2 separate regions of the Homo sapiens genome follow, and region 2 is linked to region 1. A link is a loop called in an ENCODE intact Hi-C map of the cell type or tissue named here. Cell type or tissue: body of pancreas. All regions are shown on one strand. Links, peaks and the distances in the headings refer to the core of each region. The heading gives the core; the rest is flanking DNA. Region 1 overlaps RAB3C (RAB3C, member RAS oncogene family). Region 2 overlaps GAPT (GRB2 binding adaptor protein, transmembrane).

Region 1 (8,343 bases), core at 32-8,031:
ACATTTGGGCTATTGTTGCCTGTCTCTCCCCTGACTGGCATAAAATGTTTCCACTTCGGGATGTTTGACACTGTGTAAGTGGGAGCTTGGCTTAGGGCTTCCCATCTAAGGGCCAATTAACTTCAACAGCAATCAGTTCTTCAGGGAAGGGGTTTTCAGCAGAGCAAAACTCTGCTCTTTCACTTTTAAATACTGTCTCATTTTGCTTTTCATTTTACCACAATACACACATCAAGGTCCTTCCTTCTGAAAAAGCCATCAGAATATTCTTTCTAAGCTTTTTACATCTATGTGTGGGATGAGGGCTGTGAAGGAGGATGAGAAGGGTTTCCTGGCTTTATTAGTTCCTTTTAGATTGTAAAAGTGAGCTTAATAGCTATATCATTTAACATGGCCACATTCTGGCCCAAGTTACAGAAATATTATAACATTGTACAAACAGACTACTGCTACAAACAAATCTGTTTTTATGCCTCCTGCTTCTTTCTCTCCCGTCACTGTAATTCCTGTGATTTTGAAGTTGGTTGCCCCATTAAAAACTAATAAAACATTAATGTTTTCTTGTCTTTACTATGCTAAGGTTTGCTTTGTAGGGCACCAAAGTAGAAATGTACTACTGATTAGTGGATCTTCAACTAGGAAGGTGAGAAATAACATGGAAATGCTTAAAGCATTCCAAATGCTCTCTCCCCTAATTTCCAACTTTTGACTTACTAATGTGTGTGACCTAGTTCTGTGACTTGTAAGGATTTATTCTCCAAAGATATCTTTAGATGTATGCCTGTTTCATTTGCATCCAATACTTTCATGGGAAGCCTCTCTATTTTTGAGAAGAGGAAAAAAATTCTTTGACATAACCACCAAAAAAGTAGAAAGTTCACTTAACGAAACTATCCTTCCAAATCTGCCAAATAATTCCTGCTTCCTTCCTAAATCCTAGCTTTAAATAATGCTGGACAGTGATACAGAGGCCAAATTTCCCTGTTGCTCTCTGTACAGCTGGTAGGATTTGTTGTTTTCTCTTTATTCATATAGGTCCTTTAGGAAGTTTGTGATACAAAATTAGAATGCTCCAGTGGTTTCCTCCCTCTTTTAAATTGCTATGGATCCTAAATATTTCTGAAATTGAAATACTACAGTTATAGAATGTTTCCTGTGTAACTTAAGCATTCACGTAATAGGAATATGCTTTAGAATTTATGAACATCTGGACTTAAAAAGATGATTAAAGATTAAAATTTTCCTTTTTCTCAACTGGGGACCCTTTGAAATCTGATTTAAATAGCATCTAAACAGGTAAAAGAACTTAGCTGAGGTTTGAGAAGATGGCCGTGTTTGGGGAGGCAAGTCTACATCCTACGGAAAGAGGAGCCCTAACAAGCTTCAACATAAGCTCTAGTCCAAGAGTTGGTGATGGTTCCAGAAAGTGATGGTGGTGGTGGTGTGCATTATGGGGGTTGGGGAAGGCAAGTCATTGAAAAATAAGGGGGCTTGGACCTTGGAATTCCATAGCTACTCATACCCTTCTTGGTTAAAATGCTTGTTGCATAACTGGCATTCAGTAGATATGTCTCAATCTGTTCAATGATGTTGAATATTCACAGAATTGGGAAGGATCAGTGGAAAAAGCAGTCCTGGGTAGATACTTGCTTATTTAAATGTGTAAACGAAGATTATTGTTAAATAGCCCCAGTCAGGTAATATTAATGACTTAGGAAAATTGCAAGGACCTTAAAAACAACATTTCAATTTCTTTATAGGCCAATGATCTCAGTTATTAATAACAGTGAAATAAAGACACAGTTCCCAACAGTAAACTGACCAGACTCGTGACAGCGTCCCTAATCATGAGAAAAACTTCCATTTGATTTTCAACTAAGAGTAAAGCAAATGAAGTCTTGTGACTTCTTCCTCTGCACGCATGCGGGCATGCGTGCACACACACACACACACACACACACACAAGCAATTCCTTGGTCATCATTCCTACAAGTGAATAGCATAATTTGAATCAATGGGACAAAAGCCAGTTGTAGTGAGATTATAGTCTGATGTCCCAGAAGTAGTCTGAGAACAAATTTGAAACAAAAAGAGCCTAGCAGACAAATAAATAACAAGTCACATGCAGGTACCAGATGTTTATAGATGGATAGTCCTTATAAATTTAAGATCACATATTTGCCACATATTAAACAGGAAAGCTCCCAAGAATTGAATGCGTACGAGCCATTGACATCAATTTATTCCTTCAAATAATTGTTAGGCAGTATAAATGAAGGCTAATAGACCATTTACAAATGCTGTTTGTTGGCAACCAGAGCCCCCTGGAGCTGCCTGTGTGCACGGGGACACTAGCAGGCACAGTTGGGCTGCGGTGGAGGAGGAGTTTCCTTGAGTCTCGTGTTCTGCTTTGCAGCAGTGATGGCAGGATCAGTCTCCAAACTCTCTGACATTTTGTCGCAGATGATATCCACAAGGCGCTCAAATGTCTGCTTGACATTAATGTTGTCCTTGGCACTTGTTTCAAAAAACTCAAACCCTGGAAGAAACACACAGAAACACATCTTGGTTATTTTGCATTTCTGAAATTAAATGGGACTTGATTATGGCTTTCAATAGTGATGAGGTGATGGTGAGACATCAGTGGGTGGTAGGTTTGGGGTAGGTAAGAGATTAGAGGTGGGCATGAGGTACCATTTAAGCAAATGCTACCATCTCTTACTCCATTAACCATGAACAAAAGAGTTATAAAGTGGAATTGGTGATGTTCACATTTTATTTTTCTCTGTTGATTCATTTGCATTATCAGCATGACTGAATAGATTAAAAATATTCTATTGCAAGAGTTAGTAATGACAACAGTAAGAATCCTCAATACCAAATCTATCTGTAAGAATCTTCAACACTAAATCTAGATTTTCCATCCCTTCCCTCAACCCCTAGCGCACCATGTAGACTCTTGCAATCTTTTCATGGCATTATTTGGCATCTTATTCTGTTTTTATTTCCAGATTCTACCAAAATTTTTAATTTCAATTTTTTAAATCAATTTAAAGCTCAGAAGGCTTGGTGTGCATATTCTGCTGTAAAAGGGAATACCAAGCTCCAATATAATCCAGCTCTAACTTTTCCATGTCTGCCCTGCTGCTGCCTAATGATCGGTCTGAGAGTGGGCTTCTAGTAAATTGTCAGTATCTAAAAGGACACAAGATGGCACTGAAGAGTCATAAGATTTACCTTAAACCTGCTTCAACCTCCTTCAGAAAATTTTTGAGTAGTGTTATTCCAACAGCCCTCCAGGGCTTTGTATACCTCTGCACCTATCAGCTGGGTGCTGATTTTTCCATAGCTTCTGTTATCTATCAGCAGGAATGTTTTTACCAACATCTGGGAAAGGGCACTTGGTAAATTTCAAATGAGCTGCCAGAGATTGTTAAGAAGTTACAAAATGCAGCAACAGTTTCACACTTTCACCTATGTGCCACTGTACCTGGGCAGAAGCAGCCTTAGTATGCTGCTCTGTACACAGTCTTATCACTCTATTGTTTGCATTCACATTCCACTGGCTGAGCTTGCCAGTCAGTTGCCATGACAACCTCCCCACTAGGCCAGCCAGAGATTGCTCTGGTCCATTCAGGGGACGTTGATTTAGGATGTGTTGGGCTGAACATAGAAAGGCTTTTCTAATCCATTCTGAATTTTACACCCTATAAATCCTTCTGGTTACATCTGGCCCTATCTCAGAGGAGCCGCATGGATTCAAAATGATGAAATCATGTGATTTCATCCCAGCTCCTGGGGCCAAAGGAAAAAGAACAGATTAATATTTTGCATCCATGTCAAAATCCCTCAAATAACCTAGAAATACTTATTTTCTTAAATAGTATTGAAGCTAGACAACAAAAGGCAAGTGTCGTGAGTTAAAATCTCCAACTTAGTCGTTATACTATTTGGTTCAATGACTACATCTGAGCTTGAATTTCACTAGCTACTCTCGTTAAAATCCACATGAATAACTGCAGGATTGGGGTTGAAGAACATCAGTAGAGTCAAGGTTCTATAAAATAGAGCTGGATATTTCAAACCATTGTGGCTTGTATTTTTCTTTCCTTTTGTCTCTCTGGACAATGCTTATATGGCTCTCTTATAGTCTACATTTTAAAAATCTGCAGATAAGGCCATCTGGTGTTAACAGAGCTCTCTTTTATAATGTTTGTGCAGTCTTTAGAGCTAGATCGTTCAACTTCCAGTAATTCAATCCAGATTTGGGGAAAGGCAAGCATGGATCTAAGCAAGATCCTTGTTGCTAAGATATCAGAACTATTGGCATGCTTGTGGTGATTTTCCCAGACCTAATGGGAGGATGCTTTATGTCATAAGATACCAAGAACCCACTGAAGAATTCAAGATCCCTGAATGAGCCTTTGAAGAAAAAACATCCAAGAATTTGGTACAAAGGTCTCATTTACAAGTTCAATTTTTTCATCTCTTTTGCTAACACTTCTTGTACTTATTAGTATGATTTGGGAAGTCACTGAGCTTGAACGGTATCATAAAAGATTTAGCCATTATGAAAAGATGATAATCCACACAAGGTTTTATCAAATGTGACTCCTTTACCCTGGGCATCTCAACACCCTATCATCATATTGGTATACAATTTGAGGTCAGTAAAATTATCTTTGATCTCAGAAGCCAACATGATCTCAGCTTCTCAACCTTAACTGGAACCCTAAGAATATGTGGCTATTAAAGAGACAATGTGCCAGAAATAATGGCACCTATTTATTCAGCATGCTGAGAAGGAGACATCATGATATGGTGAGAGATAGATTATCAGTCAAAAGATGTGGGATCTAGCCCCACTTAGCAACACTTCTAGCTTTGGGACCATGAACAAGTCACTTTAAAAAAAATCCTTAATTTCCTTATTTATGACATTTGCCTTACTTAACTTACAGGGTTATCATGAGGCTAAAATGAGAAAAGATAGGCATAAGTGCCAAGCAAACTAGAAAATGCTATGATAACAACAATAGCAATAATAAACTAACATTTGTTGAATGATTACTATATAATAGGTACTATTCAGAGCATTTTATACATTTTAACTCATTTTATCCATTAGTAGGTACCATTATTTTCTCCAATTTACTGATGAAATAGAGGCAGAAAATGGCTCCGTAATTTGCTCAAGTATTTCGTTGCTCAGCTAGTAAATGGCAAAGCTGGAACATGAACTACTAACTTGTACACTCTCCTGCTTCTCCAGATACACTGAAAAAGTAAGCTACCATTTTGTTTTGGCTAAATTGTAAGTCCTATGTTAATTAACAATCACAATATACCATAAACTTTCATCAAGTTAAATAATCAGAAAATAATTAACTAGATTTAACACTGCCAGTAAACCAAATGAAACAATCTTTCTTGGTGATTCCAAAAGTACTCTGATATCTTACACTGCTCAAGATTCATCAAGATGGTCATCATGACAGCTGTATTTCTATACAGAATTCTAGATTTATAGATATAAAAATTTATGGAGGCTGGGTGTGGTGGCTCATGCCTGTAATCCCAGCACTTTTGGAGGCTGAGGCAGGTGGATCACCGAGGTCAGGAGTTCGAGACCAGCCTGGCCAACATGGCGAAACCCTGCCTCTACTAAAAATACAAAAATTAGCCAGGCGTTGTGGCATGTGCCTGTAGTCCCAGCTACTCAGGAGGCTGAGCCAGGAGAATCGCTTGAACCTGAGATGTGGAGGTTGCAGTGAGCTGAGATCGCACCACTGGCACTCCAGCCTGGGTGACAGAGCGAGACTCCATCTCAAATAAATAAATAAATAAAGGTTCTGGAAATTAAAGTGCTTCTCATTGACCAGATATGCTGGGATCTCTTGTCATAAGTTTGTCATAAAATAAGATATTCAGGATCAAAATCAATATCATTAGTATTTTAGCATTTAGTAGTTTAGATTTGGGGTACAGGGATGTTTAGAAAATCAAGTGGGGCTTGATTTTCTATCCAAGCGAATCAGTCTTTTCATTCAATCACCTGTGTATGAGGATGCTCATGCCCTCAACTGTGTGTGCCCATGGGTGCTTAAAGCTCATGGCCTAAGTTATAACCACTAATGCAACCACTACAGCCTTTGTTCTTTCACTAACTCAGATTTTATGGCTGTTACCTCCCAGTATCTCTGTATTTTGAGATCAGTTCTCAGTATTTTGAGCTTGTTCTGAGAAATCTTTAATCTCCCATTCGTACACACCAACGTCAGTGGGAAGCTGGATCAATGATACTTCAGAAACAGAGTCTTATAACTTTGAAGATCACTTCCAATCTACTGGGTAGAAGAGTGTGGTTCAGCAAGATCAAATAAGTAGCCCAAAGTCACACAGCAAGCCGATTGTGAAGTCTGACAAAGACCTCCTGATAAATAAGTTACTGATTTAGCTTACAGCCTTGAACACCTGTCTCTCAGACTACATCATCCAGAATTAGTATTTTCAGCTCATGTAGGTTTCTTCATCAGCAAATCAGTGAAGCCTTTCACTTAACTGTAGAAACTCTGATCATTCTTTCTCATCCTTCCCTTAACAAAGCCTTTCTAATCTCTTTGGCAGAGGCAGGCGGCACTGTTCGTGAGATGCATGAGCTTTGCACTGTGGTCCAGCACATCTCTGTTGTAGGCTTCCTCATGCCTGATCCTGAAAGGGTCACTCCTACCCTTTCCAAAAACCACTACAGGTACAGCGGGACACTAATCCCTTCAGGTTCACCTGATGTTAGGGACCAAATAAAAGCTTGGAAAGGTTTTGTTTGATAAAACATGTTAGCTATGCTGAGGAAAGAGGAGCAGAAGCAAAAGCCAACCTGTGTCCTCTTCATGGTGGACACTGAAAGAGCAAGCAGAGAGAGGCAGTGTAAGCCAGACTACACTCTAGTGACAAACGGCTGTGATTCTACACCCTGACTTCATAGGATTGGAGGTTCACCCTCATTAGAATCACCTAAATTATGGGCTGGGTGCCATAGCTCACACCTGTAATCCCAGCACTTTGGGAGGCCACGGTGGGAGGATCGCTTGAGCTCAGGAGTTCAAGACCAACCTGGCCTACATAGTAAGACGCCACCTCTACAAAATATACAAAGATTAGCTGAGTGTGGTGCCACAATCCTGTAATCCCAGCTACTCGGGAGGCTGAGGTGGGAGGACCACTGAGCCTGGGAGGTCAAGGCTGCAGTGAGCAGTGTTCACGTCACTGCACTCCAGCCTGGGTGACAGAGCAAATCACCTGAAGTGCTTAAAAGTTTCTGAACTCCACTCTACACATACTGAACAATGGGAATCAAGAGGGGTGTATGGGGCTTCAGAATATGCATTTTTAACAGGCTCCTTGGGAGGTTTCTTACGCACATTTAAGGTTAAGATTTACCCTCCTCTGTACACCCATGTTCAGAGCAGCATTATTCACGATAGCCAAAAGGTAGAACTAATCCAAGTGCCTATCAACCTATGAATGGATAAACAAAATGTGTTATACATAAACAATGGAATATTATTCAATTTTAAAAGAAAGGAAATTTTCACACGTTATAACATGAATGAACCTTGAGGACATTATGCTAAGTGTAATAAGCTAGTCACAAAAAGACAAATACTGATTCATGCTACAACATGGATGAACAGTGAAAATAGTATTCCAAGTGAAAAAAGCCTGACATAAAGGACCATATCTCATATGAGACCATTTTATAAAAAATGCCCAGAATAGGTAAATCTATAAGACAGGAAGCAGATTAGTAGCTTCCTAGGCTGGGGTAGAGAGTGAGGGAAAAGGCAGAGTGAATGCTGATGGGCAGGGGGCTTCTTTCTGGGGTTATGAAAATATTCCAAAATTGACTGTGATGAAGGTGGCACAGTCCTGTGAACATACTAAAAACCACTGAATTGTACACTTCAAATGGGTGAATTTTATGGTATATGAATTATACCTCTATAAAACTATATATACACATATATACATATATGTATACCTATATGTATATATATGTATATATACATATACACACACACACACACACATATATATATATATATATAGTAAGAATCACTGTCCTAAATGAATGAGAATGTACGTTGCCCTTAGAGATTTTTCTGAGAAACCCCATGGCCGATTGGGGAAACCATTCTGGTGACTGGCAGAATCCCCTACCACAAAATGGTTCCCATGCTCAACAAGAACCCTTCTTACAGGTGTTTAAATCTAATCCTTTTTGCTCTGGTCTCAATGGAGATGAAAGAGCAGCTGCTTTTCAAGGAGGGCATTCTAATACCT
Region 2 (8,343 bases), core at 113-8,112, 350 kb after region 1:
GCTGTAAAGTGCTTCCTTTCAGTGAAAGGTAAAAGTTCTTGACTTAAGGAAGAAAAAAGTTGTATCCCGAGTTAGCTAAAGTTGATGGTAAAAATGAATTTCTATCCGTGAAGTTTTGAACAGAGTATTGGCGTAATTGTTCCATTTTATTATTGTTGTTAATTTCTTACTATGCCTAGTTTATAAATTAAACTTTATCATAGATACAAACATATAGAAAAAATATAGTGTATATACACATCCACTGGAGGTGCAGGAACATTTTCCCCATTAATAAGGGAGACTACCATACTTGGTATACTGATACCATGATATTTTGAGGTTGATGTTTATGACACTTGAACATTTTGAATGGTTAAATTTTTAAAATTATTATTAAGTAACCTATGCAATGGATATCCTCCCTTTATCTCTGAGTCTTCTATTCCATCACAGTTCCATCTCTATTTCTGAGTGACACTCCAATCTTGACCCCAATCCATTAGTTTGGCCCATGTTGGATTTCAGATATCTGAAGGACATCAGGTAAAAATAAGTAGTAGATGCTGAGCTATATGGTTAAATGCTTCAAAAAAATATTGGAGCAGAAGAGTTCAAATACAAATGTCTTGATCACCGAGGGAAAGAGGAATAGGAAAAGGAGCTGGGAACCAAGGAAAGATCATGAAGAACCACTCCACTGAAGGTTGTACAAGAGAAAAGCAAGCTTCAAAGGATGTTAAGTGGGGAAAAAGAGGGAGCAAGAGTACAATACCAGAAAGTGATCATGTAAGGTAAGCACTAAAAATTAAATATTAGACTTGTCACTCTCTGAATTTAAAGAAAAAGTTATTACGGCTTAGAATAGCAGTTTAACATGTGTCTGCTTGGGCTGCTATAACAAAAGACCATAGATTGGGTGCCTAAAACCATAGACATTTATTTATTACAGTTCTGGAGTCTGAGAAGTCCAAGGTCAAGGTGCTGGCTGATTTGTTTCTTGGTAAGAACCCACTTTCTGGCCTGCAGATGGCTGCTTTCATGTTGTGTCCTCACATGGTGCTGGGAGGTGGGGGCAGGGGGTGGTGGAAGGAAGGGAGGAAGAGAGAGAGAGAGAGAAGGAGAGAGAGAGAGAAAGAGAGAGAACTCTGTTCTCTTATAAGAGCACTAATTCCATCATGAGGGCTGCACCCTGATGACCTCATCTAAACCTAATTATTAATTCCTCTCAAAGCCCCACCTCCAAATACCATCACGTTGGGAAGTAAGGCTTCAACGTATGAATTTCAGAGAACACAAACCTCCAGCCTGTAACAATGTGGATACAGGCATCACCTCCCCTTTTTGATTTCTTTTAGCTCTCCTCCTTGGAGCCCAGTATCCCAATCTGCCCACAGGCCCTGGTCAAAGAAGTAACTGAGAGGTTGTAAAGCAAGGCTTTCAATGGGCTTATCAGGGATCCAATTGTTGTGGAGATCAATAATAGGGTGAGAAGTGAAGTATAAAGCAAATTGCAGTAAAATGTTTCATGTTGGAGGCTGAAAGCAAGGTCAAGACATCAGGTGCTCATTGTTGCTGGATGCTGGCCAGTCTTGAACTGGCTGTAAGTCATGGAATGTGAACACACCTAAGTGTGTCTGTAACAAAGTCATACTCAGTATATTCGATGCTACTGTCTCTTTTCCCCCACCCCCAACATCCTTCCTTTTAAATTGTTTACATGTGGTTCCTTTTTTAAATAGTGTAACCCAAACGAGAAACTGCTGCTTTCAACTGATGCAGACAGACTTTATCATCTTTATTTCCTGTGCACAAGCTTTACTTTTGAGATTTTGAGAAGGCAAAGAAATGCTGTAATAAAGAATGCAGATAAGAGATAGGAATTTGAAGGCAAGAGAAAGATAGAGTTAGAAAAAAGAGAAGAAAGAGGTGGAGGAAGCATATTGATGAAGGAGGAGAAATGAGAGAGGGAGGGAGAGAAGACAGGATAGGAGAGGGGGTGAAGAATGGAGGGTATGTATAGTAAAAAGAGAAACTTGAATGATGTATTTCTTTATTCCCCTCAGCAATTGATAAAGAACTTACAATTAATTTTAAAAGGAAGTCAAGGTAAGAATTAGGTAAAGAACCATTGACTAAATACTTCTTTTACTATCTTTTCTGGTCAAAGAGAGTAAACAAACGTCAAATATTCACTACATCTCTTGTTAAATGAAATTTATGCGAGTCCATTGATTAGATTAGTGAGCTTTTGCACTAGATTCCAACAGACCAAATGTAAATGGAGTCACTCAGGCCAAAGCTCCATCCCACCAAACTGAAACTTGTTTATCTGACTTTCTGAGACATCAGAAGAGAGATAATAGCCAAATCCCCAAACAGACCAGTTTTAGCCTGAATGATAAGGAAGTCCCCTGTGCTTCAGTAATTGCAAGAAAAGTAACCTAAAGTAACCTGATGTTAACCAATCCTCTTTTTTATATTATACTGTTTTATCGTCCTTGCTTAAGTTGCCTTATGAAAATGGACTCTTCTGCCAAGCCCAATGGAGTACCTGTTTAAACCTTCAAATGGGATGCTGCCAGATTTATGAATTGCTGATAAAACTAGCTCAATCTTTAAACTTAATCTATTGAAATTTCATCTTTTGACACTTTGGATAATCAATTATAATGGACAAATGTCAATACATCACATATTTTACAACACAAACCACCATTCTTAGAGATCATAGGACTTTACTTCTTTTACATTTAAGCTTTTACATTTACATTAGACTGGAGTGGCTGTAGCGCAGATAAACACATTGACAATGCTGCCCATTCTTCAAGAAAATGGCACAGGACTTACTGATGAACTCAGTGTGTGTGTTTGGTAGGGAAGGGGTAAGACTGGGAGTGTGGGAAAGAGAAGAGTATACAGGGATAATTGCAAAGTGCTTTACAGAGATGAGGAAGACTTACAGAAGGAACAGGTTTGGAGGCTGTATTAAGAATGAGTTGAGCTGTCAATGATAGAAAACTACACTCCATGGGCTTAGACACTGATAGTCCATTCATTTCACCTAACAAGGAACCTGCAGTTAGGCTTTTGATGGCTAATATCAGCTCAATGATGCCATATAGAGATCTCCTAACTGGCCACTCTTTCTCAGCCACCTATACCAGAGTCTCCTCATTAATTTATCCTCAAAATACTACAATTTCTGGAAAACTTCTAGATTCCTCCCTTTCCTCCTTTCTTGATTCCCGACTCTGTGCTCCCCCTGGTGTCTTCCCAGGAGATGGCATCCATTCTTATTCCTGTAAATACCACCTAAATGCTCATGACTGTCAAATTTACATCTCCAGCCAGGACCTCTCCTCTAAAATCCAAATGTGCACATACAACGGCAAACTGGATATTTCTACTTGGGTCTCAGGACATATTTCAGGAAATGTCAAAATAAATATGTTCAAAACTGAGTTTTGCCCTTGTCGCAAGAATTAGAGGTTGACTGAGTCACATTCTATTTTCAACTCCACTTTTCTTTTTCTGCCCACTCTATGAGGTTACCAAAGGTAAAAATTCAATTGTCCATGCACTCCTACACCAGATGGTGTCTGTGTGACACAATTCTGAGCAATGAGATAAGTAGATATCTCCTGGTTCTGCTCTTTCCCCTCATTTCTTCTTCATGGCTGAAGCATGAATAGAAGGCTTAAAGATTCAGCAGCTGTATGGTGGCCATGAGGCAATAGAGATGAAGATAAAAGTTGAAACACTAAGGGTGGCAGAGAGGAAATAGAGAAAGAGCCTGGGTCTTTCTATATGGTATCATTGAGCTGATGTTAGCCATCAAATGCCTAACTGTAGCCTCCTTGTTAGGTGAAATAAATGGAACTATCAGTGTCCAAGCCCCTGGAGTGTGGTTTTCTGTCATTAGCAGCCCAACTCATTCCTAACTGATGTGGCCTCCAAGCCTGTTTCTTCTTTAAGTCTTCCTCATCTCTGTAAAGTACTTTGCAATTATCCCTGTAGACTCTTCTCTTTCCCACACTCCAGTCTTGCCCCTCCCCTATCAAGCACACACACTGAGTCCATCAGTAAGTCCTGTGCCGTCTCCTTGAAGGACAGGCAGCATTGTCAATGTCTTTATCTGCACTGCAGCCACTCTAGTCTAACTTAAATGTAGAAGCTTCTTAGCTATCCTACCCACTTCCATTTTGGCCTCTTTCCAGTCACTTCTCAACCCAGTAAATCTTTTAAAAATGCTAGTGTCATCATCACGTCTCTGCTTAAAACCCTTTACTGATTCCCGTTGCACCTATAATAGAGTCAAAGCCACGTACTAAGACTTATGAGAAGCTCATGGTCTCCCATTCCCTCCTTCACCAACGCAGCAGGTGTCACTCCAACCCTTCCTCAGGAAACTCCAGCCACAATGGCTTCCTAGAGCACCATAAATTCTCTTAGGCCCCAGATTCTTTTCACGGGTGGGTCCCATTCTTACTCTCTGCCCATCACATTTATTATAGCTTCCTTCTGCCTTCAAGTCTCAGCTTAAATGGTCTCCAGTGAGGCCTCCTTTGACCACCCTATTAAAATTAAAACAGTCTCTCCTACCCAACCCCATTGGTTTCAAAAACAGAAAGAATTTTTTATAAAGCACCTACTACCATTTTGATATGTATCATCCCGGGTACACTTAGAAAACAGAAACCATATCAATTTGTTTTAACAGAGAGAATTTAATATAGATAATTGGCTAAACAGGCATTGGCAGGATGGAAAAACAAAAAAGGGGACACAGGTACCACAGAGATAGTAACTGTAACAATCTTGGCTGAGAGTTACCAGACCTCAGAGGAGGAGCCCTGCCAGGCTGGGACGCAGAACTCTGAGGGTACCACTTGTCTCCTGCACCACTTCAGGAGGTTGAAGGAGAGTCTGGCTGTCAGAGTCTAAGGGAGGGTGCCACCTGGCTGGTGCTGGTGCTTCTGACAGGTTGCAGAGAAGCTGGTCCTGGGAATGATGGAAGAAACTAGAAAGCTGCAAACAACCAGTGATGCTGGAGTAAACCACATGGCAATAAATTCCTGCGGGGGCAACAGAAAGAATAGGCAGGAGCAATTCCCTGTTGCCTCCTACTGCCTTTCGGTCTTCCTTAGTGCCCCCTATTGGTAGAGAATAGAATGGATCCACCTGGCAAAAGAAATGTTTGCAGAGGCCCAGGTCAAGCAATTCAGAGGAGCAAATAAAAGAGTGGATTTAGAGATGAGCTATCATAGCTTCATGAGCAGCATCGTATTCATTTGTTTACTATGTTTTCTTTCCTACTAGACTGTATGTGTTCAGGATCCATGTCTCTCTTTTTAATTTTGTAACCCCTCCACCAACCCATGTCCCTCAGGTGCACAGCACAATAGCAAGTAGATAGAAGACACAACAAATATTCCTTGTATGGATGAATAACAGATGAATTTATTAGATTTTTTTCTCAAAACTACTCAGCAAAATGTACAATTCAATTCCCGTCAGTAAAACATGAGGCATTTAGTGCCTTATGTGATGTTCTAGGCATTTGGGCAGTTTCTTTTCATTTAGGTGGGAATTTAAGACATTTTCATATGAAGCTAGGTAATAAAATGCTGTGGCAACATTCATATGTTTAAATGTCCTAAGAATTGAAGAGGCATCAAAGCTTATATCAGAAAATAAAAAGGTAAATGCGGGTTTGGAGTGATTCAGGAGATGTGTGGAAGAACTTATGATCTGAAGCAGGCTTGAGAGAAGAGGCAGAAAAGCAAAGCTGTGAAGGAAGGATAAGTTTGGCAGGTTTTAAGATGATTCTGCTGAAGGCAAAGAAATGAGAGATAGTAAGAGAAGTCACTGGAAAAGTGAATTGGAACCAATTGTGGAAAACCATAAATTTTGGAGTTCAAATTATGGGTATTATGTCTTTTGCAAAGAGGGGGCATTAAAACATTTTAAGTGAAAGAAATAATGTGGCTGTTAGGAATATTTTCTGAAGATAAATCTGGCAACACCATCGGTAATTGATTGAGTGGGTAGAAACTAGAAGCAGGAGGAACAGTTAGGAGCCTATGACAATAATTCTGAGCCAGATAAAGATAATGGTAGAAATAAAGGAAAGAGATAACGGGTAATATTTAGAAGGAAGAATCAATATCACATAATACAGATTTAGTCTGGTGCAAGGAGGGTGGAGAAGATATCTAGAATTAATCCACAGCGATACACATAGGATTCAGAAAGGTGGAGATAGGCAGAGACCATCCACTTATCAGAACTTGATTAAGAATGGCATCAGTACAATAAAAATCACAGTGAATTATTTTTAATATTTTAATTATAATTTTATGTTCAGGGGTACATGTTCAGGTTTGTTATGTAGGAACACTTGTGACTTGGGGGTTTGGTGTACAGATTATTTCATCATGTGTGTACTAAGCATAGTACCTGATATTTTTTTTTTCCCTGAACCTCTCCCTCCTTCCACTGTCCTCCCTCAAGTAGGCCCCAGTGTCTGTTGTTCCTCTCCTTCTCTCCATGTGTTCTTATTATTTAGCTCCCACTTTTAAGTGAGAATATGTGGTATTTGATTTTCTGTTCCCATGTTAGTTTTGTTCTTTTTTTACGGCTGCATAATATTCTATGGTGTATGTGTACCACATTTTCTTTATCCAGTCTACAGTTGATCAACATTTAGTTTGATTCCTTGTCTTTGCTGTTGAAAAATTACAGTGAATATTTATCATCCAATAACAAAAGTCAATATTTTGAAAAGCTAATATGAATCTGGAAGAATGTATATATCTTCATCTTGAGGAACTTCAGAAGGACGAGGCTTCTGGAAGTTATAATAGTCAGAAGATGTCTCATTTCCATAGATATGCTCCTCGAAATTAGACTGCCCTGTGTTTTCATATAGTTCCTTATCGGTTTTTCCTTTAGCTTTGGGAGGACCTGCTTCCACATTTTCATAGTTGTCGTGTGTGTTATTTCCCCTGACAGCAGATTTGTGGTCTTGGGTTTCAACTGAGATTTCATGCCTTAAGCCAATGATGCGGGGGCCCAAGAATGTTTTAGTACAGACTTTTCTCCTGCTGCTTCTCCTTTGTAAAAACCTCGGTAAGGTAAATCGTGTGGCAACACGGTGTTTCCAGTGCCAAACACACCCAATTCCACAAACCACTAAGAGTAAAAGAAGCGAAATTCCTACAGAAATGGCCGCTAAATTATTTCCACAGCTTTTCGACATTTCTGTACAAACAGTGCTGTTTAGTGATTTGGTGTTACCCTTAATGAATTCACAGTGTAATTCTTTGTAGCCTAGTATTATTCAAAAATGAGTTTGGAAGCTCTTTTAGGCATTTTCCTTTTCAGATCTGGAAGAACATTATCTGGTAAAGTCCTGATGCAATTAGAGGAGAGAGTGTATAAACTTATTTCTGGAAGATGGCTCTCTTCGTGTGTGATGCTCTTCACATTACAGCCATTAATGTATAATTGTACTGTATTGGGGGATTTTATTCCATTCCACTTCCTTTTCTGTTAACGAATCACAAAATGAAGCAGAAATGAGTGGAAGATGACAGCAGAGTAGAAAACTCAAGAAAAAGAAGGTTGAATGATCTGCCATCCAGAAACCTGCTATAAATTAAAAATATGTTAATTGCATACTTATTATCTAACATAGAAAAATTACTGATTTTCACCAATGCATTAAACACCAGCATATAGTGAGCTTCTGCTTTTAATATAAAATATACTACCCGTTGTGATGAAAGGAAAAAGAGTTAGAAAAATCCTGTCCCTGCCCAACCCTGAGTGGTTTTATCACTTAGATCTCCACATAGTTTTTGACAATTAGGATAACAATTTTTGAGTGAAAGATAATGTTCTGAGCACAATAGAAAAAAAGGGACATATACAGACACGTGCAATCATCTTTATTACCTGTCACCTCTTCTGTGAAGCCCTGCTTATCCTTTTTTGGAGCAGTCAGAGGCCATGTCTTTTTCTTAACCATTCCTTCCTCTGTAATCCCATATTAATGAGTCCATTCTCTATTATAGCGTGATAACCTAAATGAGAGAGAATTGTATTCTTACTTGGTTAAATGGTGGGCAGGGTTCAGGTCATTTCATCTGTATGTTCCCAGAGAATGGCACAACACCTAGCACAGAAAATGCATCCAATCAATATTTATTGAATGAAATAATGCATTTAAAAATGACTGCAAATGTCAGCATCTAATTGCTTAAGATGATAGTTTAAAACTCAAGGGTGTAGTTTATACTTAAAACATGAAATGAGATCTTTAAAGTAAACCAATGTATTTTCAAAATCCTTAGTATC

The links. Hi-C counts contacts between places; a loop is a spot of excess contacts. Peaks named below come from ENCODE experiments on the same cell type or tissue, not always from the same donor. Only the 100,000 strongest peaks of a DNase experiment are listed, where the experiment ranks them.
Region 2: it touches region 1 in a loop (4-fold over the local background); 78 of 110 quality-filtered maps call a loop at or near these places.

What each region holds. Positions count from the first base shown.
Region 1 is chr5:58,845,360-58,853,702 of GRCh38, reverse strand. It overlaps RAB3C (RAB3C, member RAS oncogene family), which reads right to left. Exons shown (of 5, transcript NM_138453.4): 5 at 1-2,539. The coding sequence ends at 2,352. Among named protein-coding and RNA genes, the nearest start is that of PDE4D-AS1, 190 kb to the left of the region's middle. In body of pancreas, for the core only: a CTCF peak has its summit at 3,219 (motif pointing right); a DNase peak (open chromatin) is centred at 3,592; H3K27ac peaks cover 420 bases.
Region 2 is chr5:58,493,437-58,501,779 of GRCh38, reverse strand. GAPT (GRB2 binding adaptor protein, transmembrane) reads right to left here. Exons shown (of 3, transcript NM_001304431.2): 2 at 7,942-8,069; 3 at 4,690-7,533. The coding sequence starts at 7,243. The coding sequence ends at 6,770. Among named protein-coding and RNA genes, the nearest start is that of GAPT, 6.2 kb to the right of the region's middle. In body of pancreas, for the core only: CTCF peaks have their summits at 3,238 and 5,143 (motif pointing left); DNase peaks (open chromatin) are centred at 1,559 and 3,259.